4 separate regions of the Mus musculus genome follow, and regions 1, 2 and 4 are each linked to region 3. The links are chromatin loops, found by intact Hi-C in ENCODE. Cell type or tissue: heart. All regions are shown on one strand. Links, peaks and the distances in the headings refer to the core of each region. The heading gives the core; the rest is flanking DNA. Region 1 has its middle 22 kb from the start of Gm32815. Region 2 overlaps Pcdh17 (protocadherin 17). Region 3 overlaps Pcdh17 (protocadherin 17). Region 4 overlaps Pcdh17 (protocadherin 17).

Region 1 (7,675 bases), core at 3,455-5,954, 1.9 Mb after region 3:
GGGAGAGAGGGAAGAAGGAAAAGAGGGGAGGAATGATAGAGAGGAAGAAGAAAGAGGAAAGGAAAGGACCATGGATCTCAGAGTAACTCATGGTAGATTTTACTGAAGAATATCAGTTAAGCATCACTTTTTATTTCAATACAATGAAGGAGGAATGTCCACTCATCAGCTTTTGTGGTGGCTTTCATACTGACTTTGAAGGCAGTTTTTAAAGGAAGTTCAACAATGATCATCCAAAGTAACCTTGATGTTGGTATAATCTAGAGTTTCCCTATGGGGCATGTTCAAGAGGTTATTTGAATACTTGTGTCCTGATAGATAGGCTTCCTAAAACCTCATTTATGATTGTATATTTTACATTTCTCCTCAAATTAATTCATTTGTAACTACAATGTAAGGCAATAGGAGTGCCAAGAGAAAGGCAGGAGGAATATCAACTTAATCATAACAAGTTTAATAATATTTAAAGATCAAGTATAATTTTAAGGACCAATAGAGATTTTCAAATATATTTTCAAAGGAAGCTAAGAACTACAGCAATAGTTGCCATATATCTGACACTGGCTATAATTAGGAATATGCATTTTGCACTAAATCTTCCATCATACTGGTAATGACTGGCTGCATACAAAATTGCTCCAATTTTTCAGATTAGAAAGCTGAGGGTCAGAAAGGTTGAATTGCCAAATGTACAATATAGCAAATTCATGATCTGAATCCCAGTCCCATCAATGCCACCTGTGGCCAAAAGCAGAAGAAGAAAACGAAGCCAAGCATCCCTTCAAAGACATTTATCCTGTGTCTATATATCCAAAGTACTCACGTGTGAACCAGTCAACGCATGTTCCAACTGATGCTAATCTCAAAAAGTAATACATAGTTAAATCATCTTTTAAAGTTTTCCTTTTTAAAATATATGTATTTAGCTAAGTTTAAAACAACATAAGTATCTATCATCAGAAGATGAAATAAAAAAAAATGTCTTCTATAAACACAACAGAATACTTTTGAGCCTTAAGGAGGGAGGGGGTATCTTATCATTTGAAACAACATGGACGAAGCAGAAGGACATTATACTAAGTGAAATGAGACAGGCCTAAAGAGACACGTTACCATGATCTCACTTGCAAGTCAGAGCTACCAAAAAGTTGAAGTAGAGAAGCTAGGAATGGTTATGAGAAACACTGATACTCTCTTCATAAGAAAAGTTCTGAAAACTTGGTAGCAAAAACATGACAGATTTATGTCCAGTTCTGCAGAGGGCGAGCATCAGCTTAGACTAAGGCAGGAAACAGTAGCATTATATATCTAATAACATGCTTCTGCCCCCTGAATTCTTGGTTGTCTGAATTCTTCTGGAAGGTAGATCCTTCCCATTTGTCTAGCGTAGACTCTATCCCAAATCTCGAGTCCTCTTGGGCCTCAAGAAGACCGTTGAGAACAAGTGGGATTAGTTAAAAACAGATTGTATTGAGTAGTTTTTTTTTAAAGATTTATTTATTATTATACATAAGTACACTGTAGCTGTACTTCAGATGTACCAGAAAAGGGCATTCTTATTACGGGTGGTTGTGAGCCACCATGTGGTTGCTGGGATTTGAACTCAGGACCTTGGGAAGAGCAGTCAGTACTCTTACCCACTGAGCTATCTCGCCAGCCCGTATTGAGTACTTTTGCATTGATAATTCATAATCGAAATTGTTCTAAAATTCTCTTTTTTTGTCAGGTCCTTCTGCGGTTTAAGTACTATCAGCATGGACATTTCAATTAATACTTAAATCTAGAAACTGAAGAGATGGCCCAGCAGGAAAGAGTATTTCTTGATAATGCAGAGGACTTGGGTTCATTTCCCCATACACACATGGCAGCTCACAACAGCTGCAACACAACGTCTAGGAAATCTAACACCTGCTTCTGGCATCATCAGGCAACAAGCACACAAGTGGTGAATGCATACACGTGTACACACTCACACATAAAATACAAATAAGTCGGTTTTAATTAAAATAAAATGTAATCGTGTGTCCATAAAGAACAGAAATTTCAGCCGGGCGTGGTGGCACACGCCTTTAATCTCAGTACTCAGGAGGCACAGGCAGGCAGATTTCTAAGTTCGAGGCCAGCCTGGTTTACAAAGTGAGTTCCAGGACAACCAGGGCTATACAGAGAAACCCTGTCTTGAAAAACAAAACAAACAAATAAAAAGAAACAAAACAAAGAATAGAAATTTTAAAAACTTAAAAACGTACCCCAAACATTGCCAAGTAGAAAGGTAATGAGAACTTTTCCATGAAAAAAAGGCAATGTTAATCAATGCACTTGTAGGATGCTCCTTTCTTATTTATGGAAGCAGAAGCCATGTGTTCTTTAATGACCGGAGACTAGGCCTATGGCATCCTTATTTCCGAGGCTTGATTTCCAAGACTCTCTGAATGAGAAACTAATAAGAGATAGCTTGGAATGAAGAGAAATAAGACAGGACTAAAGATGCCCCTCTTGCAAAGAATGCTATCTATTTCTTGAGCACAAGGCTCAGAGTTTGATTCTAGGCACAAGACAAAGCAAAGTTTTAGAAGAAACCGCTACAGGAGCTGGAGCTGTATTCTCTTTGCCTAGAAGATTTGGCTTTTCTTAATCCCTACCTGAGACAGATGGACAATCTTCTTGAACTCACACTTGATCATGTCACAGATTCCCTCAGTATGGGTGATTCTGAAATGTGTGAGGAAGAAATGATCACATTGGTTTCTCAACTTCCCACGTTTCCCTGTCTCCAGAAACTCTGTGTAAATGGTGTCTACTTTATATATGGCAACCTGAATGAAATCCTCAGGTGCCTGAAGAAGCCATTGGTATCATTTTGCATCAATAACTGTGAACTCTCACAGTCAGACTTGGATTGCCTGCCCTATTGCCTGAATATTTTTGAGCTAAAATGTTTGTACCTTATTGATATACCTTTAAATCATTTATGCCTTGATCCTCTCGGGTTTCTCCTTGAGAGTGTTAGACATACCCTGGAATGCTTGGAATTAAAGTCATGTGATATGGGGGAACCTCAATTCAATGCCCTGCTGCCTGCCCTAAGTCAATGTTCCCACCTCACAGATGTCAGTTTTTGGGAAAATGAACTCTCTCTGCTGTTCCTGAAACAACTTGTGTAATTAATGACTACTTCATAATAAGAGTTCCCAGATCGCAACATAGAAAAAAGAAATCCATCCTCAGAGCATAGCAGGCACTAGGCTATGAGGTAATTCCGGGCCTTCCTTCTGAGCATCACAGGACCTATGAACAGGGTGGAAGTTATTCAGTAGCATTTATTGAAAGGTCTAGTTCAGTGCCTTCCACGGGTGGGCAGTCAAAAAATCTTATTTGGAGATAATATTTATGCAATGGTAATCAGACTCCTTCAGTGTAGCAATTTTGGGGGAGAATATTGTCTGTGCTGAGGTTAAGCTTTGTGAGGTAAAATAATAAAAGGAAGGGCAAAGACCAGATGTGGAAAGTATTCAGAAGAGAAATTAAGGTTTAGGCAAATTTTACATAAACATTGTCAATTACAATTCAGAAAAATAAATGCATTTACAGAAAAGTTTGAAACAAGCTTTGCTCGGTGTGGAAAGTGCATCAAAACTGCAGGTGCTTTCATTCCTTCTAATTTTATCAACTCATGCACACTTACTCATTCAGGAGTGAAGGGGAGGAAGCAGACGGACTCTGACCCTTGTTCCAGGGCAACTGAGATCAATTACCTATAATTGAGTCCTTTTGCCTTTGTTTCTTGAGGGCCATGGATACTAAATTAACAAATATAAACACTTTCCCTAGAGTTTTGTCGCAGGAGAAATCGAACTGCATAATTTTGTAAACTGTTTTAATGTTGCAGCTCAACTATACCAATGATTCAAAAGTTTACAAAGTGTAGGAGGCTTTTGAGTTGGGAATCTTTCTGAATTTCCATTGCTGAACGTGTGGTCCAGCAATGAAGAGAACTTGTTGCTGTTGCAAAGGCTCGAGGTAGAATTCCCAGGACCCACATGGTGGCTCCCAGGTCTTCCCATCAAGACCCTTCCTCTGACCTCTGAGGCACTAGGTACTCAGGTGGTGCCCATACATGCATGCAGGCAGAAGAGTCATACTCATAGTCAAATCACTCATAAACACATCTTTCAGGCTGTATTTCTTTTTCTATCTAGGATAGAATACTTATTTTCAGGGATGGTTTATGGGAAGGCAGAAATGAAGGCAGACAGAGGAGCAGAAGGTTCTGCCAGTCACACGTGTCCCCGCAGGTGGCATGATGGTGTGCTCTTCCAGTGCATCCACTAGGAAGATGCCTGCTTTAGAAGCTGGGAAGGCATTCGGACTCAAAACCAAGATTCCAAAGTTAAGGAAGCAAATATCTGGAGTCTAATCAAATCCATTCACTACTCGGAGATCAGAAGAAGGCTGCTCAGCCCCCAAACCCTCTCTTAGAAACTCATGGGAACTGGAGTTTTGTGCAAACTTCAGGTTAGTGAACGACTGAATTCATTTCCCTATGATTATCCTGTTTCGGCATTTTAGAATTCTCCCGATCCCCCTTTTCTCCCATTTTGTCACCTAATTTGAAACTCATCAGTGGCATAGCTTGAAGATTCCAGTAACTGCTTTAAGGAAGGTTTCACCTGATGTCTCATGAAGTTGGAAAACATTGCCTGTACTGCCTGGTTAGCAGAGACAATCAAACTTAAATTAGAAGTTGTTTTCTTTTCTAGTCGAAGGGATTTCATAGACGGGCCAGGCATCGGAAGTGTGAGAGGCAGCTCAGTTCCCAGGAGCAGCAGTCACACAAACATCCAGAAAGGAAAGCCTAAAAATAAGAACTCCTTCCTCTCCCTGGCTGTTTTCATTTCACACAGATTACTCTCGGTGTGCATACCCCAGTGTCATCTTTGACTTCCTTTCGCAGGAAGGTCTGTTTTCAAAATTTAAACACACCGGAGCTACAATAAATCTTTGCAAGCTGACACTGAAGCCTTGGGAACAAGTCACTCTGAAAACTCGGAAAGGACAAAATTCCAGTCTGTGTGAGACCAACTTCAAAAGTATTTATTTTGTAGGGAGATACCAATCTCTCTCTCTCTCTCTCTCTCTCTCTCTCTCTCTCTCTCTCTCATACACACACACACACACACAAAATTAAAGTCATAGTTTGACATCCTTTGCTTATGAAGCTTATGAGTGTAAATACAAACATGTGTACACACATACACACACAGTTAAAGTCATAATTTGTTATTCTTTTCTTATGAAGCTATGAATGTAAATACACACACACAGAGCGAGAGAGAGAAGAAGAGAGAAAGGGAGAGAGGGAGAGAGAGAGAGAGAGAGAGAGAAATTTATCATAAAATCCACAGATAAAACACACAGAAGAGACCAACAACATTGTTTTCATTCTTTGCAATATTTGAATACTTAAAAATTACTAAACGAGAATATACTCTACTCATAGGAAGATATTTTTAGCAGTGATATTCTAGGAGAACTCTTTCATAATGGCAGTGTGTGCAATAAGTTGACTTAAAGATAAACAAGTAAAAAGCATGAATCAAGTCCTGTTATGGAAGGTTATCTGAGACAAAACACCGAATGGAAAATACCATTCTTTTTAAGCAAGAAGGAACAAATATTTAGGCTCTATTCACTTAATCTGAAATTTCTAGTGAGTACCCATAATACTCTGAGTCACAGCTTTGTTTTCAAGCAAGTTTCAGGATAACCTCATGCAGGAGGTGATGAATCTGAGAGTCTAAGAGCAGAAAACAGAAATTGAAGCTGAAGAGAACAAAGACAAGGACAGAAGCCAGGGCAGAGCTAGAAAATGACAGAAATGTGTGGCCATGAGTCCTCAGGTCCCTGCATCTGTCTAGTTTTGCATAGAGATTCTCAATATCAGTTCGGCAAAGATCTTGTAACAGCAAAAAGGGAATCCGGGGGCGGGATGGTGGGGGAGAGCATGAAGACTCTATATCACATCATCATGATTCCCATCTTCATGATTTTCTACTCAAATCCCCATAGTGCAGAAAAACTTCCAGAAGCTTCCTTGCAGCTTCTTTGGGCATTAGTCTGTTCTCATTCACCTCCCCACTATGACCTGCTCTTTCTTATGATCTTTGTTTGATGTGCTCAGATCAGCATCTTTATTGATGTGTTCTCACAAAAGCTAGGTATGGTGTCTCTGTAGAGCTAAGGGGATGGGTCATTCAGTAAAATACTTACCACACGAGCATGAATACCTGAGTTCAAATCCCCAGCATCCACATAAAAACTGGGTGTGGTCATATATAACTGTAACCCCTACTCTATGAAGTGGAGGAGGAGCAACGGAGGAAGCAAGATCCCTGAGGCTTACTGAACAGCCACTCTAGACAAGACAATGAAGGGAAACAGAAGACAACTAATATCAACCTCTGCCCTCCACATCCATAAGTACCTATGAGCCTGCACACACCCCCACATACATGCATAGACACAAACATGCACACATGGACATACCCCATGCATCATAAAAGAATTGAATAAATCATCTAATAAGTCACAGCTTTAATAATCTGCATTGATAGTAAAATTATTGAAATTTCCCCTTGAAGTCTATAGGACCCTTTATTTTTCCACCTCCTGCCTTACTGAGCTAATTCATACTTCAAATATCCACCCACTCCATGATTTGTTCAGATGCTGCTCCCTAATGCTGAATAGCCTGCCTTCTGCTTCATCACAGCACTTAGCACGGCCACCCACAGCACGGGATTTAGTGGCTTGTCTTCCCTTCAGTGTCCAGAACAGGCTCACAAAACCGTCTCTATGCCAGGGCTCAGCCCAATGACTGTCATAGCAAAAGTGTTCAATAAAATGCCATTGAGCAATCACGAATAAACAAATCTCAGATCGCTTTAAAATCACAAGAAGTAAAGGGACTGAAAACACAAGTCAATTCTAACTTCAAAGGCATTCTTCTTCCAGAAAGCACCCTGGTGCCAAGCAAATCATGGATAAATGTCCTTTCCTGGAGATACAGCTGAATACTCTGTCTTCCCTAGTAAATATCAAGGGAGAAACAAAGTTTAAATGCAGCCTTCCCTATGCCTACATCAGCAAACACTAGGAGCTCGATAAACGTTTGTTTATTATCCTGGTAAGGTAGGTCCTGCTTTGTCTCTTCTTGGCTATTCAACTGTTCAGGCTATTGAGGATGCTGCTATAGAATTTTGTCCTTAAGATTGTTGTCCAGGAACCAGGAACCTGGGTATCACAGGAAACCAACCCATTATAACTTTAGAATCCCAGGCCCTCCCTAACTCTTCTAACTTCGCATCTGCATTTTTGTCATGATAACCAAGTAACTTGTATACACAGTGAAGTTAAAGAAGCCCCGCTCAGGAATATTAAGTAGGGATGAAGGTGCAACTCCTCCCCAAACACTTGCAATTGAAGACAGAACTCAAACCCTTCCCGTTGGAAAAAAAAAAGCAATAAATAAGTACTGTAAAATCAAGGCTAGTGGAAAAGAGGACAGCATTAGTCATTGTAACTTGAAAACATACAAAGAATAAAATAATGCCCATTCCAAGAAGTTCAATGCATCTGGGAGCCACTGAGCTTTCAATGAAGGTGCTGTCTTCTA
Region 2 (7,675 bases), core at 3,187-5,686, 78 kb after region 3:
GGGATTTCATTTGGGACAATTATAGGCTAAGAAATGAACACACCTGCACTTTATAATGTAAGGTATGAATAGGTTTTAAATGAGAGTAGATTGCTATTCATATTTACAAGTTTAGTCTCTTTTGAGCAGAAACTTAGTGTGGTTCCATCTTTGTATTCAGTATTTTTCTGTAATTCGATTTTTGTATTATTATTTCTAAACTAATTTTAGGCCTTAGTTAAGATATTGCTGCAGTCTATGACAATGCAAGGTAATTTGCTTGAGGATGAAGGCGGTATGTTTGCTACTTCCTAGTCCACCGTGTAATAGATGAAATAGTATTTGTTTCTGCTAGAGAATAGAGGCAGGGAGAGAGGGAAGGAGGGGAGAAGAGAGACAGAAACAGAGACAGACAATGACACACACACACACACACACATATATATGTGTATATATATATGTATATGTATATATATATATATATATATATATAGAGAGAGAGAGAGAGAGAGAGAGAGAGAGAGAGAGAAATTAATCATTTTAATAAATTTAACATGTAGGAATTTCTTTTCTTGTACTTCAGGCTTTACATAAGACTGATTATGGAACACTTTTAACCCTAAGTGAGTAGTTTAAATGGTCTTTCAGTGAGTACCAGAACCAAGGAAATTTAAATAAATAAATAAACAAACAAACAAACAAACCAACAACAGCTACTTGATATCAGTTTGAGCAGCAAGAGAGATCATTCTTAGGACTGAGCATACAGTTTTAGTACAGTAAAATTACAATCCCAATGTGCTTCAATTAACAAAGAACATCCTAACGAATTCTGCCTGTGAGGTCAATATGATTTTTTTAAAAAATTAGATTTGAATTACAAGTCTGAAACTTAAGTATGTTCTCGTATCATTTTGAATTTGTTTTCCTGGTACTATTGCTTGGGGGAAATATGTTTCCTTTTAATCTTCTCTTCTTTGTTCTGGTTGTGGTTGATTACCAATTAAGTCAGAGGAATTGCTCTCTAAGATAAGGAAGAGTTTAAGACCCCATTGCAGAAAACTTCTGATGTGGGCTGCGCGATATGTGTGTGATTGTCTTGAGCAGAACTTTTGGCCCTTGGTTGGTTACACAGGAGCTTAGCCCACCAGGCCGCATCTCTTTGCTTTCTGAGTTTCCTGACCTTTGTTTTTTGAACTCTTCATTTCTCTTCAGTATGTTTTAATGATTACCGAATATTAAAGCTGTTACTAGAGAAAAAAATGTCTTGTCCTTGCCAGTAAAATCCATTACAAGAAACATTTCAGTATATTTACTCTAGAACATGGAAATTGAATCTATTGATTTTGCTTAAATTTTCATTCTTGGGACGATCCAACATTACATGATAAAAACATCTGCTTCCAATAAACCAGCAGCGTATTTACAGGTACTAACAACAGATGATTTCAGGAAAATACGCCAACAGCACAGGGAAGTTTTATGTATCTCTCCTTTCTCATAGTTCTTTCAGCTCCAGTCTGTGATTCCACTGGCAGTGGTAATGGTGGTGTTGGCTGCCCATGATATATAACTCATTTTAATAAAATGAAGTTGAAGTTGTTGCCATTCACATTTCTCATATGTTACTCTGAGACATCAAACCTATACATCAAACCTACATGCTATCTGGTTTGATGCTGTCATGTAAAGTTTTCCCTTAAGACAAACCATATTTAACAAAAATATGAATTTCTTATGATTTACATATGATGCTTGAGGGAATATGCACGTGGAAGCACACTCATGGTGCAGGCTTCATTTTGTTTTTACTTTTGGTAGAGAAGAATTATCATTATAGGAACTGATTCTCCAAAAATATTATTTCCTGCATATATATATATATATATATATATATGTATTAAATACACATATGCATATATGAAATACTGAAAATGAGCAGAGCATCTTTCTGCTCATTTGGAATTATACCTAATTTAGCCTCTGAAACATTATCTGTCTCTTTCTCTTTTAGGACATCATTAAAAAAAATAAACTAAGCAATTAAAACCTTCCTTAAAACTTCATCTTCTAAGACAGCCATATTTCATTGAAAGGTGTTGATTGATTCCTAAATAATAAGGAGAAGATTAGCTATCTCTGACTTAACTCTTTTTCTACGAGTGCTAAGAATGACATTGATTCTGTTTACTTGTTTCTAGCAATTGAAGACAAAGAAGTGCTAGAAATGAGCTGAACAACAGGATTTAAATTGGTAAATAGATGTACTTCCCTAAAGAAATCAGATAGCAGGCATGAGAGAGACACTAATAAGACTATCTTGCTTGCTTCTTACAGAGTTTGGCTTAATAGGCATGTTTTTATTGACCTTCCTTACAGGATTACCACTTTGCTAGGAAGATGACTTGAATCTTAAGTGTATTCGTCCGTGTCATCTAAAATAGTGCCATTATCAGAGATAGGGTTAGCTTACAGAGGCAATAAAGGCATAAGGAAAGCATCCTCTGGAAAGATAAAGAATAGTAGCAAATTTACATAGTCTCTGGTCTGGAGTTCACACAATTATTTAAGTTGCTAGAATTTAAATTTGTCCTTGTAAACTAAACAGCTTTTGTGAACTATTGCATACCAGAACACAAGTTTTACACTGCATATAAATTAGGTTCTTCTGAAAGCTTCTTAACCCTTTGAAGGCCTCACAATTATGAAGACATTAATTTATACGTAGATGGAAGCATTCAGATAAAGTGTGAAATACAAAGGCAGCTAAGTTCAAACACAAAAGAAGCTGGCCCAATTTACACAGCACTGCCACAAGAGATAGAAGAACAGAAAGGCCGTCAGAAATTCCTACGAGAGAAAAAAGAAACCTAAGCATGCTGAAGTGTGGGTCAGATACTCATTCCTGGATGCTCACTAATTTGACAATAAAATGATAACAAGCTGATTATTTAAATATGGTTTTGATTTCATTAGCATTGCCACTGATTATATTTTTTTAAAGAGAAAGTATTCAGCCCTATAAATTTGAGTGAAATAATATTGCCAGACAAGATTTCCTTATTTTATCATTTAAGATGATATCTTTACAAGCTAGGATTATATATATATAATCCTATACACACACACACACACACACACACACACACACACACACACACACAAGCATGGTGTTTAACAAGTGGATCTGATGTTGCTCTAAGCATTTTATATATCATAGAAATAGAGTTCCTATGTAAAACTTGTAGGTTCTGTTTCAGTGTGAAAACTGACATTAAGAGTTCATCACTGAATAGTTTTAAATTATGTAAAGTAATGGCTTCTATTGAAAAATCACTAATTGGCTTTGGAATTTCTTTTTTTTTTTCTTTTACCAACTTTTTATTAGGTATTTTCTTCATTTACATTTCAAATGCTAGCCCAAATTTTCTTAAATTTAATATTCCTTCCTACTACATGGCCTTGTTCTCATCTGTGTGGTATCTTCTTCTTCAAAGACTCTAATCATTTCTGAAGTTAAACAGAGTAACCATAATAAGCATTTGGGGAAGATAAGGGAGGGAGCATGAAAATTACTTGGAAAATCATGATATTTTCATCATCTGAAACTGAAATGCTTATTCTGGAATGAATAGGGCCTTTCTTAATTTTTCCTGTTGAGTTAAATCATCTGCATGTTGGATAAAATTCTGAGATTCATATTCTATTTTATTTAAGTTTATTCTTTCTCTTGTTGGCATTTGGTTTGTCCTTCACATATGTGGTCACATATATAAAAGATGGTTTATGATTTTGGAAAATTAGAGAAAAGAAGAACCATTTATGATGCACAATCGCACTATCTACTGGATCTATGCTGGAAATTAAAAAAACAAACAAAACATTATTTAAACCTAAAGACTTGAAGACTGTCTTTAAAATAGGAGTAGATAAAGTAAACTGGAATTTGTGTACCCAACACTTGGGACCAGAGTGACCATGACTGAGAATAGTTTTGGGAATAGGGAAGTGTGTTACTGTTAGCAATAGAAAGGATGGAGATGCAAGCCTTCTGAAAACCATGCCGATTTGGATACTGTCTTCTCTTTGGTACATCTACATATTGTATAACATAAATGCTGTTGAATTTCTTCCTCATTCAGGGCTCAGATAATAGAGGAATTGTACAAGAAATGTGGTCAATGGCTCAATCACCTTTGTGCAACATTGCCAGCTATACTGAGGTGTTTGTTTATTTATTTGTTTGTTTGTTTGTTTTTAAAATCTCATTCAGAACTTTCCTATGGAATTTTTAGGTGCTAGCTAATTTTACCCACACATTTATTTTATTTGATTTTTTATTTTGTTGTTGTTACTGTTTGGTGATGAAGCTTATATTCTTAAACCGATAAAGCCAATCTCTCATAGATCTGTGAATTGTATACTTCTTTTTTATTTCTGTATATTTTATAGAACTGTAAGATTTATTTTCATTGTGTTTGGAAAAAATAAGCTTTCAAAGTCTTTGAGAATGCAAAAGTATTGTTTGTGGGTGGGAAGAGAGTAGAAAACTGGGCTAAAGTATTATTTTTTTATTACATATTCTCCTCATTTACACGTGGCTCTCCCCAAAGCTCCCTATACCATCCCCCGCCCTGCTCCCCAACCCACCTAGCTCCTTCTTAGAATGGGGAACAAAATACCCATAGAAGGAGTTACAGAGACAAAGTTTAGAGCTGAGACAGAAGAAAAGACCATCCAGAGACTGTCCCACCTGGGAATCCATCCCATACACAACCACCAAACACAGATACTATTGCATATGCCAGAAAGATTTTGCTGACAGGACCCTGACACAACTTTCTCTTGTGAGGTTATACCAATGCCTGGCAAATACAGAAGTGGATGCCCACAGTCATCTATTGGATGGAACACAGGGCCCCTACTGAAGGAGCTAGAGAAAGTACCCAATGAGCTAAAGGGGTCTGCAACCCTATAGGAGGAACAACAATATGAACTAACCAGTACTCCCCAGATCTGTGTCTCTAGTTACATATGTAGCAGAGGATGGCCTAGTTGGCCATCAATAGGTGGAGGGGTCCTTGGCATTGAGAAGATCATATGCCTCAGTACAGTGGAATGCCAGGGTCAAGAAGCAGGAATTGTACACTTCTATCCGGTGGTTGTGTTTGTTTCTACTCTTTAGCTGAACCCATTCTCCCTAAACTCTACTACAGTGCCATCTATCTTTTGAAATGAAGATCAAATAGCACCTTTTGTATAGATTCCTTCATGATATTATCACATACATCATTCTGCAGATTTCTTTTCTTGACATTACTATGGCACATTTCAAAGTGTAATTATTCATGAATTGTTTTCTTTATGTAGAATTCAAATCTATTCTACACTTCTCAAATACTATCTTTTCTGTAAGCTCCTTGAGGATGGGCAAGGATTTCACAAACTCATGAATTTGAAAGTCGCTAATTTACCACCAACCACTACCTGTTATAATAGTAGACACAAACGAGTTGCTTAATACATTAATAAACAATGAATCGTTAGACATGTTGTCTTTAAAGAAACTGAACAAGCACACACCATACACATGCATAGAACCTCTCTATTAGAACACTGTGATTACATTGTTTTGCATGTGAAGGGTCTGCAATAGTCCTTTTTGCAAAACAAATGCAAACCTGTATCACTGTACAATATTAAGTCTGAGAAGCAGTTTTCCTAAGGGTGCCTGTTAGGAAATAGATAGCCCCATTTAGCTCTGCCTTCACTTCCAAGCATCTGCTACTGCCCCAGGTGATAGCTGTGCCTATATAAGAAGACTTGGGGAGGAGGGCACCTACATTTTAAATGATAATCTTGGAGAAGTGTGCTGTGGGACACACTTATATTTGTGCTGTAAGTTTCCACACTATGGGTTAGTATCTCATTGTTCTATATACCAGGTACTTCCATATCACATTTCCTTCTATTGTTTTGCACTTGTTCTGTAACATAAATTTTATTTCGATTTGTCTCAGGCTTTTCTTCATCTCTGAGCACTATCTGTATGTTATCAATATATATTCAAACATTCCACTCTGATAGGCATTTTTATTATGTCACCAGGTCACAGACACTTAAAACCATCCCTGAAGGTGAGCAGGTGCATAGAATAGTAAGTACTACTGCTCCAAGCAGCTCCAAATACTCAGCTGCAATTGGATTCACTTGAATGATATAGGCCAGTGGTTTCTGGTGCCTGAATGCAGCCGTGGCAATACATTTAGAGGCATTGTGCAATGCAGGTGCACGCTTGAGGATTGGTACTTCAATGCTGCCACGGTTTGACTATTTGATGGTATTATAATAACCCCCCTCTTCAAAACGTACTCTCTGCCTATCTAAAGCAGATAGAATAGCATCCCACACCTAAAATAAAGTCTGACAATGGGATTGGTTGTGAATTCAAATGATGTACAAGTGCTTCTTTCGATGTATTTTGGTTCTGTGAATTATATTTCCAAAGTCTTATCATTTAGGAATAATCACTATAAAATAATTAAATTCATTGTCCTCAATATGAAGGATTTTTTTCTCATTAAATCAAGGATGTGTGAACAGTTACCTTCTGTAAGAAGTGTATCATAACAAAATATTTTACTTCACGCATTAAAACTTAAAGGCAAGATGACACCTCACTTCCACCTAACAGTTGCAGTATTTGATTAGTGAACAGCATAGCTTCCTGTGCCCAAGTGAGAAACACAGGGATGCTAAGCTCCGATGGTAGATTGCCTAGGTTATAAGTGCTTGTTCTTCCCCACCACAAATTTCCATTCTCATTCTCCATTTCTCTTGAATAATACACAGACCACAGTTATTAAATCATGTCTAAAATAAAGCACACGAGTTTTGTGAATCCTCATTAAGCAAAATCTTACCTCTAATACAACTGTGTTTTCAGAGTATTCATATTATCTATCAAGCGGATTTTTTTTATCCTGAAAGGAAAAAAAGAATAGTTTTTGAGGCAAAGTAACTTGGCTTCCCATTTTTCAGAATAATACCAAAAGTGAAATCTCTATTCCAGTCACAGGCAGAAAGGGTGAAACCAGGTTTATTTTTATCAAATAGTCAAGCAAATAGGGACTCAAAACTTATAACTGGAATTAATTTCTACGGATATAGATTATTACGATCCTAATTTTCTGTAGTGACTCACATCGTCACCACAAGCTCTTTGGGATTTACAGAATTGCAAAGGGAAGTTAGTGAATAATAACCACCAAAAAAAGGGGGGGGGGAACACTGTTTATGTTAGAGAAATGTCATTTCACAGGATGTTGCAAGTCTACCAAGTTAGTGAAAGAAACCTGCTTTATTAGCTTTGTTGAACTGTATTCTGACAGGACTCTGAAGTTCCCAGTGATCTTTTTTCCTGATATATATATAAGAATGTACTTGAAGAAATTGGAATTTGTTTTGCTCTTAGAGAAGCATGTGCATCCTTATATGTACATTTATATGTATGTACTGAAGATGAAAGAAAAGAGAAACAGCAGGCTGCTGTGGGAAGCGATATGTCCTGATCTATGGCCAAAGGTCTTCTTTTGTCAAAATTTGCAAGTAGATGAGAACCTGAGACATATACTGTGCTTAGATACTATAGAACTAACTTAAAAGCTACCATGCTACCTGGAAATAGACATCAGTG
Region 3 (7,675 bases), core at 1,684-4,183:
ATTTCTGGATGTGTCATTCCCGTATACCGAGGCGCTGGGAGAAGCGGAAATAATGTGTAGATCAACCCGTGCCTAACCTCCCCTCGGAGGTGGAGGAGGTAGTTTCCCCGGGTGGGCGCCCTGGCAGAACCGCGGTGGCTGCAGCTCCTCACCCTCTCTGCCTTTCCCAAGTCGACCAGAGACCGTGTGTGAGCCAGACTGCAGAATGCATCACGCCAAGCCTTGATGTATTCCGTCGACTCTACTCCTCCAATTTAAAATAATAATAATAATAAGGGGGGAAAAAGCCTACACTGTTATTCTCTTCAAATATTCACCACTCTTGTTCCTCGCCAAGGTTTTCCTTTCTAGATGAAAAGGAGGCTGGGCCACTGGAAGGAGGTGCTGAATAGAAAGAAAAGAGAGCCACTTGACAGCCCAGCCCTGTGAATGCAGAGACTGTTTCCCTTCTAGCGAGAGACAGGGCAGTGTGTGTGTGTGTGTGTGTGTGTGTGTGTGTGTGTGTGTGCTAGGACTGGGAGGGTAGCTCCCTCCTCCTTTCTAGTCTGCCCTCCCCCCTCCCCCCCCCCCTCAAATCTGCACGTCTAACCATGAGTTGCCTGTTGATTTCCTTTCGCCTGGCAAGAAAAGCAAACTGGAATTAAACTGCAGGGAGAGAAGTCTTTGCTTGCTGGAAGAGGATGGGATGGTAGTGGCGGCTCCCGGATTGGCATAGAGACACACCAGAGTGTTCTACGAACAGAGGCGGAGATATATCTCTATATTTTTCTCCTCCCAATAGGCTCTCGGCGCAAATGCTGATCAGGCTGTGGCTTTCTTGATTTTGGGGGAGAACCCTCTCCGAGGAAGAGAGGGAGGAGCTTGGTAGGGGGAGGAAACTACAAATCGGGACACTTTTTTTTCCTCTGCATTTCCTCCCCTCCCTCTGGCTGCTCGGAAAGAAGAGAGAAAAAGAAGAGGGAGAGAGAAAAAAAGACTTGGCTCGGAGATGCAGTCCGCTGCCGCCGCCGCCTAAACCAGCAAGGCAAGATTAGATCTTTAAATGCAGCAATACACTGCCTGAAAGCCGAGCATCCTGCATAGCGAGCAGACATTTCTCCGTGTGCCAGGGCAGCCTCAAATATACATATGTATCTGTGACTCTTTCTTCGTCCCTATTCATTCCCATCAATCGCATCACCGAATAAGAGTAACTAAAGGATTCCACTTTCTGATCTGCCTGGAGACACACCTCCCGAAGCCCTCCCCCACCGGATTTGAAGAGTATTCTGTAGGCTGCCGGAGGGAGTGGATTTTGCAGCGCCTAGCGGGAGTGAGGAAAACCAAGCAATTCTTCAGCTCATTATCATCTCTTCCAGACTCCGATTTCCTTTTTATCGCCAGCCTCATCACGCAAGTTTGAACCTCCCGAAGTCCAGGCGGGAGAGACAAAGCCTTTAGCTTGCCTTCAGCCGCAGGGAGTCGCCGCCTGGCTCCGAGCTGCTGCAGCTTCGCTGCGCGGCTGCATCTCTCCCAGTGCGAATGCTGTAGATCAACAGGTTCGGGCAACTTGAGCGGAATAAGGAGAGACTGCCTGGTGCCGCAGCCCGGGTGCGGAGGGAAGGAAAGACTCGCAGACTTGTGGCTCGCTCCGAGCTCGTACGCTCCGCCCCGGTTCCAGACTGGCGCGCACCCACCAGCTAGCACCTCCAGTCCGGCTGCTCCTGTTCCCACCCCACCGGTCTGGGATGTACCTTTCCATCTGTTGCTGCTTCCTTTTGTGGGCCCCTGCCCTGACACTCAAAAACCTCAATTACTCAGTGCCAGAGGAGCAAGGGGCCGGCACGGTGATTGGCAACATCGGCAAGGATGCCCGACTGCAGCCCGGGCTTCCGCCGGCTGAGCGCGGCAGCGGCAGCGGGAGGAGCAAGTCTGGCAGTTACCGGGTGCTGGAGAACTCCGCACCGCATCTGCTGGACGTGGACGCCGACAGCGGGCTCCTCTACACCAAACAGCGCATCGACCGTGAGTCCTTATGCCGCCACAATGCCAAGTGCCAGCTCTCCCTAGAGGTTTTCGCTAACGACAAGGAGATTTGCATGATCAAGGTAGAGATCCAGGACATCAACGACAACGCTCCCTCTTTCCCCTCGGATCAGATAGAAATGGACATCTCAGAGAACGCGGCACCCGGCACCCGCTTCCCCCTCACGAGCGCACACGACCCAGACGCTGGCGAGAACGGGCTCCGCACCTATCTGCTCACCCGCGATGATCATGGCCTCTTTGCCCTGGACGTCAAGTCCCGCGGCGACGGCACCAAGTTCCCAGAGCTGGTCATCCAAAAGGCACTGGACCGCGAGCTGCAGAACCACCACACTCTGGTGCTGACCGCCCTAGATGGCGGGGAGCCTCCACGCTCCGCCACCGTACAGATCAATGTGAAGGTGATCGATTCCAATGACAACAGTCCAGTCTTCGAGGCTCCGTCATACTTGGTGGAACTGCCCGAGAACGCTCCACTGGGTACCGTGGTCATTGATTTGAACGCCACTGATGCTGATGAAGGTCCCAACGGAGAAGTCCTCTACTCCTTCAGCAGCTATGTGCCCGACCGCGTGCGGGAGCTCTTCTCCATCGATCCTAAAACTGGCCTGATCCGCGTTAAGGGCAACCTGGACTATGAGGAGAACGGCATGTTGGAGATCGACGTGCAGGCCAGAGACCTAGGACCTAACCCAATCCCAGCCCACTGCAAGGTCACAGTCAAGCTTATCGACCGGAACGATAACGCGCCGTCCATTGGTTTCGTCTCCGTGCGCCAGGGGGCGCTGAGTGAGGCCGCCCCGCCCGGCACAGTCATCGCCCTAGTGCGGGTCACTGACCGGGACTCAGGCAAGAATGGGCAGCTTCAGTGTCGGGTTCTAGGTGGAGGAGGGACTGGAGGTGGCCTGGGGGGTCCCGGTTCCGTCCCCTTCAAGCTTGAAGAGAACTATGACAACTTCTATACCGTGGTGACTGACCGTCCACTGGACCGTGAGACACAAGACGAGTACAATGTGACCATTGTGGCCCGGGACGGGGGCTCCCCTCCACTTAACTCCACCAAGTCCTTCGCCGTCAAGATTCTGGATGAGAATGACAATCCGCCTCGGTTCACCAAAGGACTTTACGTGCTCCAAGTACACGAGAACAACATTCCAGGAGAATACCTCGGGTCAGTGCTAGCCCAGGATCCCGACCTGGGCCAAAATGGGACAGTGTCATACTCCATTCTTCCTTCACACATCGGCGACGTGTCTATTTACACCTATGTGTCCGTGAACCCCACTAACGGGGCCATATATGCCCTACGCTCCTTTAACTATGAACAAACGAAGGCTTTTGAATTCAAAGTACTGGCTAAGGACTCAGGGGCGCCAGCGCACTTGGAGAGCAACGCCACGGTGAGGGTGACGGTTTTAGACGTGAACGACAACGCTCCAGTGATTGTGCTTCCCACGCTACAGAATGACACAGCTGAGCTGCAGGTCCCGCGCAATGCTGGCCTGGGGTACCTGGTAAGCACCGTGCGCGCCCTGGACAGCGACTTTGGAGAGAGCGGGCGCCTCACCTATGAGATCGTGGATGGCAACGATGACCACCTGTTTGAGATCGATCCGTCCAGCGGCGAGATCCGCACGCTGCACCCCTTCTGGGAGGATGTGACCCCAGTGGTGGAGCTTGTGGTGAAGGTGACCGATCATGGCAAGCCCACCCTTTCCGCTGTGGCCAAACTTATCATCCGCTCAGTGAGCGGCTCCCTGCCTGAAGGGGTACCGCGAGTGAATGGCGAGCAGCACCACTGGGACATGTCCCTGCCTCTCATAGTGACACTGAGCACGATTTCTATCATCCTCCTAGCGGCCATGATCACCATCGCTGTCAAGTGTAAACGGGAAAACAAGGAGATTCGCACTTACAACTGCCGCATCGCCGAGTACAGCCACCCTCAGCTAGGCGGGGGGAAGGGCAAGAAGAAGAAAATCAACAAAAACGATATCATGCTGGTGCAGAGCGAGGTGGAGGAGAGGAACGCCATGAACGTCATGAACGTGGTGAGCAGTCCCTCCCTGGCCACCTCCCCTATGTACTTCGACTACCAAACCCGCCTGCCCCTCAGCTCGCCCCGGTCAGAGGTGATGTATCTTAAGCCAGCCTCCAACAACCTGACTGTCCCGCAGGGGCACGCAGGCTGCCACACCAGCTTCACCGGACAAGGGACTAATTCGAGCGAGACCCCTGCCACTCGGATGTCCATAATTCAGGTAGGAGACTTTTAGAGTAAAGGGGACTTCACATAAAAGCTTTTGCTGTGCTGTCCTGAGACCTTTGGATAAGGGAAAGCCAGATGGCCAGCAATCATGTGTGTGGGGTAGGCAATAGTTAACTCAAAATGGTTCACATCTTTGACCCTGTGTGAATACCATTGGCTATTCAGAATCCCTCCCGGGTAAAAATAGCTAAAACACATGCCATACCTCTGCTGCATTTTTTCAAATTTATTTTTACACATTTTCAAATGGTAACAACAGTCAATAGTTAAACTTTATTCTATCTGCAGGACTATATTTCTTTCCATAACAGGGTTCCCAGAGTAGGAAAAAAAAGTTAATTTCCTTTTAATGAGTTTTATTCCATTAAAACGTTTTATGCTGATATGAAGTTTATATTCCAAATTGAAGCTAACTTCTTTAGTATGGAATAGTCACCATGTCAGGACTCTAAAGCTGTGAATCAGCTTGAACCAAGTTTCACCCTCTGATAAATTAGATTTATATTTTCACCCTCTGATAAATTGGTTTTACATTTATAAATTATTTATATTTTGGGGCACGTGAACCCCATTCATTCCTTAACTAAACTTTCAGCTTCAGCTTTGGAAGTGTTCTTCACATCCTAATGTGCTTTGTACAAGTTAGGCACAGTGACAAGAAAAAAAAAATCTTTGAAAAGAATTTCATTGTTTCCAGGTTTTCCAGTGAGCTTCCTGTAGTCACTGAGGGATGAAAACTATGCCCAAAGTATCATAAAGTCATTTTTATGCTATTGATGACAGGAAATTAAATTGCAGTGGATCCCACGTGACTTGTTTCTTGAACAGGGTATATTTTCAAGGTATCTACACATATTATTAAACATAAGATGAAAATAAAACCATTACCCAAAGCCATAGACATTAATTTTTGCAAAGATGACTGTACTGGGATGATCCAGTCACCTCCTTGTTCTTTTATTCACTACTGTTGTGTCACAGAAAAATATAATTCTTGGGTATCATAATACTTAGAACACATGTTGTTACAAACTCCTCTGAATGAGCAGGCATTGACGTTTGCACCTGAGTATAAAAAATTGACACGTGTGTGTGTGTGGGGGGGCGCAGTTTAGTTTGAGGTAAATGGAAAGTCATTGGCCTTACTATTATGCTTTGCAAAGCTTGTCTCAGCAAAGTTACTATTGCTCAGATGGAGTGTTGAAGACCCATAGACCTGCTAATATAATCCCCTCCCATGCCCTAACACTAAGCAGAAAACATTTTCTCTGACAGCATAGTGTCCATGTGAGCAAGGCTTGCCAAGTACAATGTAATTTACTATTCAAGTATAAAATGCCATTTTTATAATATTCACTGTATATGAGTAATCATGTAATCATGGACTTAAAGTTTATATGAAACATAAAAGAAATTCTCAACTATAAAAACTTGGCTTCTAAAAATGTCTTCCTGTAACTGCGTGAAACTGGTATTTATAAACACTAATATCTCTATAGAGGGAATAATGATTAAATGTTTGTTTATAGATGTGATGTAGTCATTTTGGAATTGCAAATATTTTGTACACCTGTTCTATATTTATGCCACTGACAAAGTTGTCACAAAAGGCTAATACTTAATCATCTACTTTAAGGGCTGTGAGTTGAATTTTTATCTAGTTTCCAGCAGAAAAATAAATCTATAAAATCAAATTGGTGCAGTAAAATTGTCAGCAAGTGTGTCTTCTTAGACAAGTGAAGAGCACTCTTGAATAAAATATCCAAAAAATTGGAAGGATGTAGTGCTTGTACTATGTTAATTATATTGCCATTGAAGCTGGTTATTGGCTGTAAATCATAGTGGTGGGTCCTCACAAAGAGTGAAACCCAAACCAAGAAAAATCACATACTACCACAAATTTCAACAGTTTAAGTAGTATGTAAAAGACTGTCTTTGTATTCTTTTATGTCAAAAAAAAAAAAACTGTAACCCATTCCACCAAAGTACAAAATGGACTTTGGATTAAGTTTGTAATTTGACCAAAGTGTCTCAATTCCCTATGCTACTGCTGTCTTAAAAATTCTCCACTGAAACAGCTAACAGTTTCCTCTGTCTTCCTTCAGTCCTTTAAAAGATGGGTTATAGAATTCAATAAATTAATATCTTTGGAAATGTACCACATTTCTCTTATATTTATTATAAAAATCATAATAAATTAGCCAATTGATGTGCCTCCCCCCCTTCTCTTTTCCCTCAACAATTGGGCAGTAATGCATATTGTGCTCAAGTGGAATGAAGGAAGTCTGCAGGAATTCCATAGTCTTGTATCTAGCTCATTTGTTAGCATTTGCATCAGTCGGCCTGCCACTTAAATATGCTACTAATTTCATGTCTCTTTCTTAAAGTAGACTCGTATTCCCCCAAATCAAATTGGATCAACAGCTTGTAGCTCTGGGTCATCTTCATTTTTCATTTTCTTGCTTAGAGTTTTGAAAGTACATAGTATAGCTTTAGAAATGGGTTAAAAATATTTCATAGTTATGTTGTAATACTCATGTACAATAAGGAGATATGAAATATAGGAACTTTGGTGCAGTATGGCTCACATTATAGCTAAAGTAAAAAGTGATTATAGTCTGTGAGTGTTTTGATCACAGGGCCCAAGGTTCATGCTTCAAGTTTTTGTTTAATCTCAGGTGTATACATATTAACACAGATATGTGAAGAGAGATTTTATTTTTATTAAATCCTGTGAATCAGGCTATAAAGTGTTTAGACAATAGATGTGTGACTGGAATATCAATAATTGCACAAGAATTATACTATTACTTTGAAGTTATAATGTGATATTTTATTTATTTTAAGTTATAGACCTTAAACAGATTTTCAAGTGGGTAAGGTAGTCTATCACATGAATGTATAAGAACACGTTTCATTGTAGACCTTTCCCTGTGTACTATTTTGTGCAGTGATGTAAAATATAACATGAATGTAGAAGTCTTTACTAATTCTGAAGTATAACTGCTAATTGTGGCTTTCTAAGAACAAGTTCATACTTGTAAATAGCAGTAGGGAAGGGAAGGCAGGTCAGTCAGAACGTCAAAGTCATTCTTGGTTAAATAGAGTGGCCAGCCTGAGATACATGACCATCTGTAAAACAAAACAACAAATTCAGTTAAATCTCAGGCAACTTCTCAACAGGTGTTCTCCACGAATCAGAATCCTCATTGAGAAGACTTCCTGGGACTCCCTGACAATAGGACTTCCTGATTTTGTTTTGTTTTATTTATTTTTTTAAATATCTGTGTTCTCCCACAGTACCTACTGCAGTTTTAATATATCCTCATCGACAAAAATGAATTAACCCAACAGAAAGATTTCCTAAAGTTTAAAGAAACA
Region 4 (7,675 bases), core at 1,257-3,756, 85 kb after region 3:
TGTCTAAGACAAACCTCAAATCTATGTCCATATGATCTGCTTCTTGCAATTTTACTATTTTACATTCTGCTCGTCCATTCTTTTGAAGACACAGAGTACAACTTGATTAAATTCTTTGATAGCTGTAATGCTTGACTGAATATTTGCTTTATCTTTGGTATCACACAGTTAGCTTATTTGAGGAGATTTAAAACATCCCATCCTTGGGGTACATGTGGCTGCTATCTTTCCAGTAGATGTAACCATCCTTTAAGTGTTCATCTTCATCACCACCCTCTCTCCATTTCTGTTCATCTACCGATGCCTCAATCCTTTTCTTTCTCTTCCTTCCCTTCATCTTTCTAACCTTTTACTATTTTCTCCTTTCTTAATTTCAACTGTTTTGTTTTGCCTAATACTTTCTTTCTAGCTAATTATTTCCTCAATGGGACCATGTCTCTTTTTACATCTACCTACTTGTCTGTTTATGTAAGTTCTTTCATGAAGGCTCTACTCGTTAATTCTTACTTGAACTTTTGCAGTTACAGTTAACTTTATGTTCATAGTTTCTGCTGTTTATACAAAAAAAAAATGCCATTCGATTTTCCTCACTGTCTGTGAACTGCTGGCGTCAAAATTACAGTGTAATCACAAGCCAAAGAACTTGTAATGTATCATAATCAATACATTAAATTTGCTTCCCTGGATGTGACAGAAAAGACTCAAGTAAAAAACTCTGGGCAAGTGCAACAGTGGAGCACAAACACTTGTTTCATGTTGGTGGTTTCAAAATCAGGGTCGATGCACATTTTTTTAAAATCTGCATTAGTCTATCTCTTTCTCTGACCCTAAATCCATGCTGAGTTCATTCAGGGCTGGTTATGTAAATAGCTGAAATGGAAGTTCAGTCAATACTGAAATATGAAACCATGTTGGCATGTTTCAAAAAGAGTGTATTGGTTGTAAATCATTTAAGGTAAAATGCTTGGATCCAAAGGATACAAAACATTAACACAGCCATGTGATGCCAGTCAGACCAGAAAGCCTAAAGAAAATACCTCATATCAAATCGTTAAGGCATTAAAAATAAAATTTAATCCGAGTTCTAGTTTCTTCTCTAGTAGTTCATGTCCCATTTACCAGGCTTCCAGACAAAGTCTGTAATACTCTATTGATGCATAATTCAGACTACCACTCAAGATTCTTTCCTGCTTTACATAATAAATTTAAAAAGGAATGCTTCATTTTTCCAAGGAAAATATTTCATTAAAATGGTAAGTTAAACTATGTGCAAAAGCAACATAAATACTTCTAAATTTTTACAAGTGTAAATGATATATGTTATGATGTTTGTCTTGTCAAGGTACCACTATGGCACTTCATAAAACAGTATTTATTCCATGGCTCAAGTTTCTTCTGGTAAAGTAGGTTGTGGGTACGCTTTGTTGGTGACTGAAGATAAATTTGTTATGGACTTTAAGTATAAAATCAAATGTTTCTTGTGACTTTGAAAAGTTACCATACAAATAATTTCAAATTTGCTGTTTTCCTATGTTAAATGCATTGTTTGTAGACTTCTCTTTCCTTGTAGAGTGTACTATGTATTGTAGGGATCATCTAGCATCAATTAAAAGGCAAGCCCTAGGGCTCCTAAATGTGTAGGGAATTCTATTCCCATCACATGGAGGTAAATTGTAAATATCCTCTTCTCCTAGTAGTAGTCCCTGATCTAAAAATGCATCATTAAACAAAAGGGAAGTAACCATTCACAGAGGAAAGGAACAACTGAGTAGATGTAATTTAAATACATGGTTGAAAATATTGGACCCAGTAGGGAGTTCATAGCTACCATCACAGCGAAGGCATCTTACTTCATGTTTCCTCATCACCATCTTTAAAATAGGAATCATTAAATAATACTTTATATAGATTGTCAACATGTCTATTGTCAAAGAATGACGTACAAGTCCTCACAGCAGACATTTTTGTTTTGAGCAGGAAATCATGAAGTGTCATTATTCTGAACTATACCTGTTGAGTAAGCCTTTTTCGCCCACTTACACCAAAAACAAAAACTGAAAGTGAAGGGAATTGATTACAAGATCCACACGCATATATAATACAACAGGAAAGTGCCCTTTTGACAAGCTTATTCATAATACATTGTGATAGGAAATTCCATTTGCCGCTCTCAGTAGGGTAAAAGTCAGCTATGAAAGGAACCCTTTTATTTCATGACTGTCACCAATGTAACAATTGCAAATATAAGGATGAAATATTTTTAAAGTATCTTAGAACTTATTATGAAAATCTGTGATCCACTCTTTACCCTCTTATTTGATTTAACAAAATGAATCCTGACCATCCTTTTTGAAGCTCTCTCTCTCCAGCACGGGTTACATAGAACAAAGACTAAATTCCCCAGGGGATCTGGTTACAGTGGTGGTGTATTCCACAGAGAATCTCTCTCCCATGACCACATTTTACTTCTTCCCAGGCTATGGGAATTCGTTAATATCTAGAGAATAGACTTAAAATAAAACCATTGTCTCAACCAGCAGGTTTATGCAACCATCCTGAAATGTTTTAATTATTGTTTTCTTTTCCTTTTTAATTAAGAGAGCAGAGGTCAAGCAAGCCCACTGAGAGCTGATCACAGCCTCAAGTAGAAATGGCAAGGAAACTCTAATGATCGGATTGTTGTTTTCTCTTTTGTTTTGCAGAACCAGAAGAGTGCATTAATTGCACAGATGAATGCCGAGTGCTTGGTCATTCTGATAGGTGTTGGATGCCACAGTTCCCTGCAGCCAATCAGGCTGAAAATGCAGATTACCGCACAAATCTCTTTGTACCCACAGTTGAAGCTAATGTTGAGACTGAGACTTACGAAACTGTGAATCCCACTGGGAAAAAGACTTTTTGTACATTTGGAAAAGACAAGCGAGAGCACACTATTCTCATTGCCAATGTGAAACCTTATTTAAAAGCCAAACGTGCCCTGAGCCCTCTCCTCCAAGAGGTCCCCTCAGCATCTAGCAGCCCAACCAAGGCATGCATTGAGCCTTGCGCCTCAACAAAAGGCTCCCTGGATGGCTGTGAAGCAAAACCTGGGCCCTTAGCAGAAGCAAGCAGCTCCTACCTGCCCACTGACAGTCAGTACCCTTCACCCAGTAAGCAACCAAGAGACCCTTCCTTCATGGCTTCTGATCAGATGGCAAGGGTCTTCGCGGATGTGCATTCCAGAGCCCGTAGGGCTTCCAGCGAGATGGGAGCTGTGTTGGAGCAGCTGGAGCAGCCCAACAGGGATCTGGGCCGAGAGTCCGTGGATGCCGAAGAAGTTGTGAGAGAGATTGATAAGCTCTTGCAGGACTGCCGGGGAAATGACCCTGTGGCTGTGAGAAAGTGAGGGGGAAAAGGCATTGGTGTTTTCTTGTCTCTTCTGTTGATTTGAAAATGATCACTTCCGGTGAAAACCCACTTTACAGGGATGGCAAAGGACCAGTGCTGCTTTAAGGCTTTTAGTGAACATCTGAAGTGCCCACAAGTATGTTCTTTTCACTGCTGTTTCTTTTACAGAAATAACAATGGTTTTGACCAAACTTATATTAGGACAGAATTAATGATGCTTAAGGAGAAAGGAGAAAAGAGAGAGAGAGAAGAAATTGGAAAGACGCAAAAAGGAGGATGAGACAAGTTACCTTTTGACAATCTGTTAGGAAGGTATGCAGTGTGAGACTTAACGTATTTCTGATCACTCTAAGACTGTCCTCCCACGAGATTGATGCTGACTTAACTGTTTACCTATAAACCCATACAAAGCAGGGTCATATTTGTTATCTGTGGTGGACTACTAGCTGACATCACAGGCTTCTACTGAAAGTCCCGAAAAGACCTTGCAGTAGTCCAAGCTACACCAAACATTAACCCATATTTGTGGTAAACATTTCTGTATAAAGTACCTGCCAAGCATAGAAACACAAAGACCATTCCATACCATTAGTCAGAAAGCAAAAGAAAAAATATGTAATAATAACAAAACGGAAAAAAAAAGATAAAACAACAAAAACCCTTGGTCATTTGTAAGACACCTCATGTCATATAAAAGTTCAATGTAAAAAGATATAGTCTGTGTTGTCCTGAACACATGTAGACCTATTCACTTCATTAAAGAAGAAAATTTTGAAAATTTAAAATGTCTATTTAGCATTTTAGTGTCCAACAAAGATATAAGTAATGGTGAGTTTATTTTACATTTGAACAGTTCTGAATTATGGGTTATCACTGAGTAGTAATACTGAGAGAAAATTAACAAAACTAAAATGTTTTACTCAGTTTTTGGACACTAAAATAGCTCAGGAAAGTGAAAAAAAAAGACTTAGACATAACAAATCATATGACCATTTAAATGTGCAGATGTAAGAAGATTCAATGTGTTTACATCAAATGACATATTTTTATTGATTTATTGCAGATTCTGTGCATATGAGCCAAATTGTTGAGTGTATAAGAGCTATATTGTGTATTTTATTAAATTAATATATAGTTGTGTTGCAAAACTCTTTGGGCTTATATTGTAAATGGCGAGTGTTGCCTCGGTAGCTGTCGAACTCTATGAGTTTTGTTTTTCCTGCTTCCTTTTCCCCATGGAGCGTGGGGAGCAGGGCCTCAGAGCAAAGTCTCTCGTTTAATGTATAGTCTACCAAGTATACAGTACACAATTCTGTTCAAAGTGTGTTTGAGTGAGCCGATAAAGCTAACTGAAAGACCAGAAAAATACATCTGTCAGTCATAGTTCTGTGAAAGTCCTTGTAGAAAGCTTTGATTAAAGTCATGCTAAATCACAAGAAGGTTCCCCCCCTTACTCTCCATACCATGAAGCTTCTGCCTATGTAGATATCATAACATTGGTTGGCTCTCAAAGTATCTTCAGTGGTTCCGGTGTGTGTACACATCATATTCGTAAGCGTACGAAATGTTCAAATGCATGTGTAGGGCCAGTGCTGGTTACATGCATTGTGTGCTGTGTCTCAAGAGGTCTGGGTCTTAAACAAAATGTGCTTTTTAACTTTATCTCTGTGCTCTTCTGCCTGTTTTTATTTGTGTTCTTTGAGACTAATGCCTATTATTCCATCATTGGTTTCACCTTTTCCTGTGGCATTTAGCAAGTTTCCAACCTACTTCCTTATGAGGCTAAGAAAACTCTAATTTCAGGAATTGGGAAAAATAAAATTAGCACTCACAGAAGTAGTAGCAGATGGGGAAATGCCTTGATTGACATTTCCCTTCAGCATTTAATTTTTTTTTTCAGCATTTAACAGCTTCATGGCAAACAGTTTGAGCCCATACCTTGGAAAATGTGGTGCTGAGTTAAATAAAGGCTGTTTGTGCTCTGAAGCAGGAAAAAATTTATTATTTGTAAACTGGGAGGGATTTCTGTGCCTTCTTTTCTTGCCACCAAGCCAGTATAGAAACAGTATAAATGTCAAAAATAATAATAACCTTATACTAAAAACAAACAGAAAAGCAAAACAAACTTTGAACTAAATTAAGTTCTTTAACTAATAATAAAAAAAAATCTGCTGGAAATCTTTCCATCATTTCAGGAAAGTTTTAGATTGTACGTTTTAGATTGGATGGCACCCCCCCCCCCCAGGCCCCTTATTCTCTTGAGAACTGCATTGGGGTCTTGGTAAGAGCCTCTCTACATCTCTACTCCTGCCTTTTGTTATCCATCCATGTTTAAATTAGAAAAGAGGGGATCTTTTACATGTGAAATCCAACTGACCCTATATTTTGGACCATTTATGTAGCTACAATGTGTGTCTCTGTTCTATGATGTTACTTTTACCAGGAGACTACAAATTGATTTAGCTTGATAGGTAGTTGAAAGTTGCTGAAAAACTGTTTCCATGTAGTCATCTTGAGCTTTGCCTCTCTCACTATTCAGATAACCACTTTAGTGACATCTCAAGCAGTGTGCAAGGAAACTCAACACAAACAATAGGTTTATTTTTCAAAACTTCTTAGTTCTAAGTAACCAGCTGTTCAATGTATTGTTAAGCGTCTGAAACATTGAAACACCATACAAGTCTCAGAACTGGTTGTGCCAACATGTGATGGATTGACTCTAAGCTGTCACTAGTGGTCTGCTAGTGTTAGCTGTTTAATACATTATCTGTACTTAATAGTGATTATTTATTTACAAGTTGGTGGTAGTTCAAGTCAGGACTCTGAGCTTTTTTAGTTGAGGGAATCTTGTTTTTATTCATCTCCCTGGGACCTGCCTTTAACACAGAACTCTGGTGCTTGGCTTCCAAGGAAGCCTTTGTGATGCCAAAATCATACCTTTGAGGAAACAATGGCTGTAATGGATGGTACATAATTGGGGGGAGTTGAGGGGTTTCTGCAATTTAAAATGCTTTACATACACACACACACACACACACACACACACACACACACACACACATTGAAAAAAAAAAGTCCTTTAATTCTTTAGAGGTATTTAAGCAGAGGAAAACTGTCAATTTTGGGAAATTTTAGTAAAAGACACAAAACAAAAAAAAGAAATGCGTAGTGGTGAACTAAAGACAAAACATCAGTAATGAAATATTTTCCCCATTTGTTAATGAGGAATATGTTTTCATTAAAATTCAACATAGTACGAATCACTGTTACGCTATATCAAAGTAAACACCGAAGGGACATCTATATTCTCAAAGAAGATTGTCACGTTGTTTCTTTACTAGACAAACTTATACTTATGGCAAACAACACAAAAAACTAGACCTTGTTCCATCGATTCACTGAATTACTGGGAGAGAAATTGATTGTTGCTTTCCCGAAATTACCTAGGCTCTTGTAAAACATGACTTTCCTTTTAAGGATGTAGGCACTGCTCAAATTAACAAAAAAAAAAAAAAAAGGCACCATAAAAAAATAGTCGTGTAGTAATGAGCAGTATGCTTTATGAGAACCAGGTTAAAAGCTGTTTGTTGAATAATGGAGTGGAATCTGCTGGGGTCATCAAATAGACTAAGGACTGGCATACTATATGCCTACTCATTATTGTCTAATTATATTCTTTTGACAAGAGGCAGCATTTACCAGAGCATTAATTCCATCGGAGTTTTGGCTATCAAGATGTGTTGATTTGAAACATAATTGAATGAGACCTGATTAAGGTCTCACTCTCCTGGCCCCAGTGTTTTTGCAGGTTAGCTATGTACATTTATCAGTCCCATCGTTTCATAAGGTTCTTCGCTGTACCAAGTGATTGGTGAACAACGACGACGACAACAACAACAAAAGCAGCATACATTGTATGGATTTATCTCAACGCTATTGTTTAATGGCTGTGTTTCATGTGACCTGTCTGGAAAATGAGGACTCTGAATAAAAGCTATTACTAATAGCGGTGTTGCCTTCCCTTGATTCATTAATGCAGAACTGATGCATTCTACTGCACACCACAAAGAAGACCCCCAAATATGGTATCACAACTGTCTTTGGTAACTATCTGCTTTGCAAGAAAGTGAGATCTTAGAAATTACTTAACAATAAGTCAATAGTTTCTAATAGAAGTGAACACTCAAATATATTGGATAAATGAGCATAGAAACTATGATTTATGAATTCTTGTACCTTGCATTATTTACATTTGCTGTAAACAAAAGCCTCTCCTACCATTTCAGCA

The links. Peaks named below come from ENCODE experiments on the same cell type or tissue, not always from the same donor. Only the 100,000 strongest peaks of a DNase experiment are listed, where the experiment ranks them.
Region 1: a loop joins it to region 3, with 4 times the contacts of the local background. A loop is called at or near these places in 2 of 42 quality-filtered maps.
Region 2: a loop joins it to region 3, with 2.1 times the contacts of the local background. A loop is called at or near these places in 3 of 42 quality-filtered maps.
Region 4: a loop joins it to region 3, with 2.2 times the contacts of the local background. A loop is called at or near these places in 4 of 42 quality-filtered maps.

What each region holds. Positions count from the first base shown.
Region 1 is chr14:86,317,703-86,325,377 of GRCm38, forward strand. It overlaps the pseudogene Gm4350. Among named protein-coding and RNA genes, the nearest start is that of Gm32815, 22 kb to the left of the region's middle. In heart, for the core only: no CTCF peak of the experiment used is centred there; a DNase peak (open chromatin) is centred at 4,829.
Region 2 is chr14:84,520,742-84,528,416 of GRCm38, forward strand. The region is part of intron 3 of Pcdh17 (protocadherin 17); the gene reads left to right. Among named protein-coding and RNA genes, the nearest start is that of 9630013A20Rik, 48 kb to the left of the region's middle. In heart, for the core only: no CTCF peak of the experiment used is centred there; no DNase peak of the experiment used is centred there.
Region 3 is chr14:84,444,368-84,452,042 of GRCm38, forward strand. It overlaps Pcdh17 (protocadherin 17), which reads left to right. Exons shown (of 4, transcript NM_001013753.2): 1 at 1-4,286. The coding sequence starts at 1,728. Among named protein-coding and RNA genes, the nearest start is that of Pcdh17, 4.6 kb to the left of the region's middle. In heart, for the core only: CTCF peaks have their summits at 2,796 (motif pointing right) and 3,862; DNase peaks (open chromatin) are centred at 2,804 and 3,704; H3K4me3 peaks cover 2,500 bases; H3K27ac peaks cover 208 bases; H3K27me3 peaks cover 1,921 bases.
Region 4 is chr14:84,530,173-84,537,847 of GRCm38, forward strand. Pcdh17 (protocadherin 17) reads left to right here. Exons shown (of 4, transcript NM_001013753.2): 4 at 2,703-6,888. The coding sequence ends at 3,385. Among named protein-coding and RNA genes, the nearest start is that of 9630013A20Rik, 58 kb to the left of the region's middle. In heart, for the core only: no CTCF peak of the experiment used is centred there; no DNase peak of the experiment used is centred there.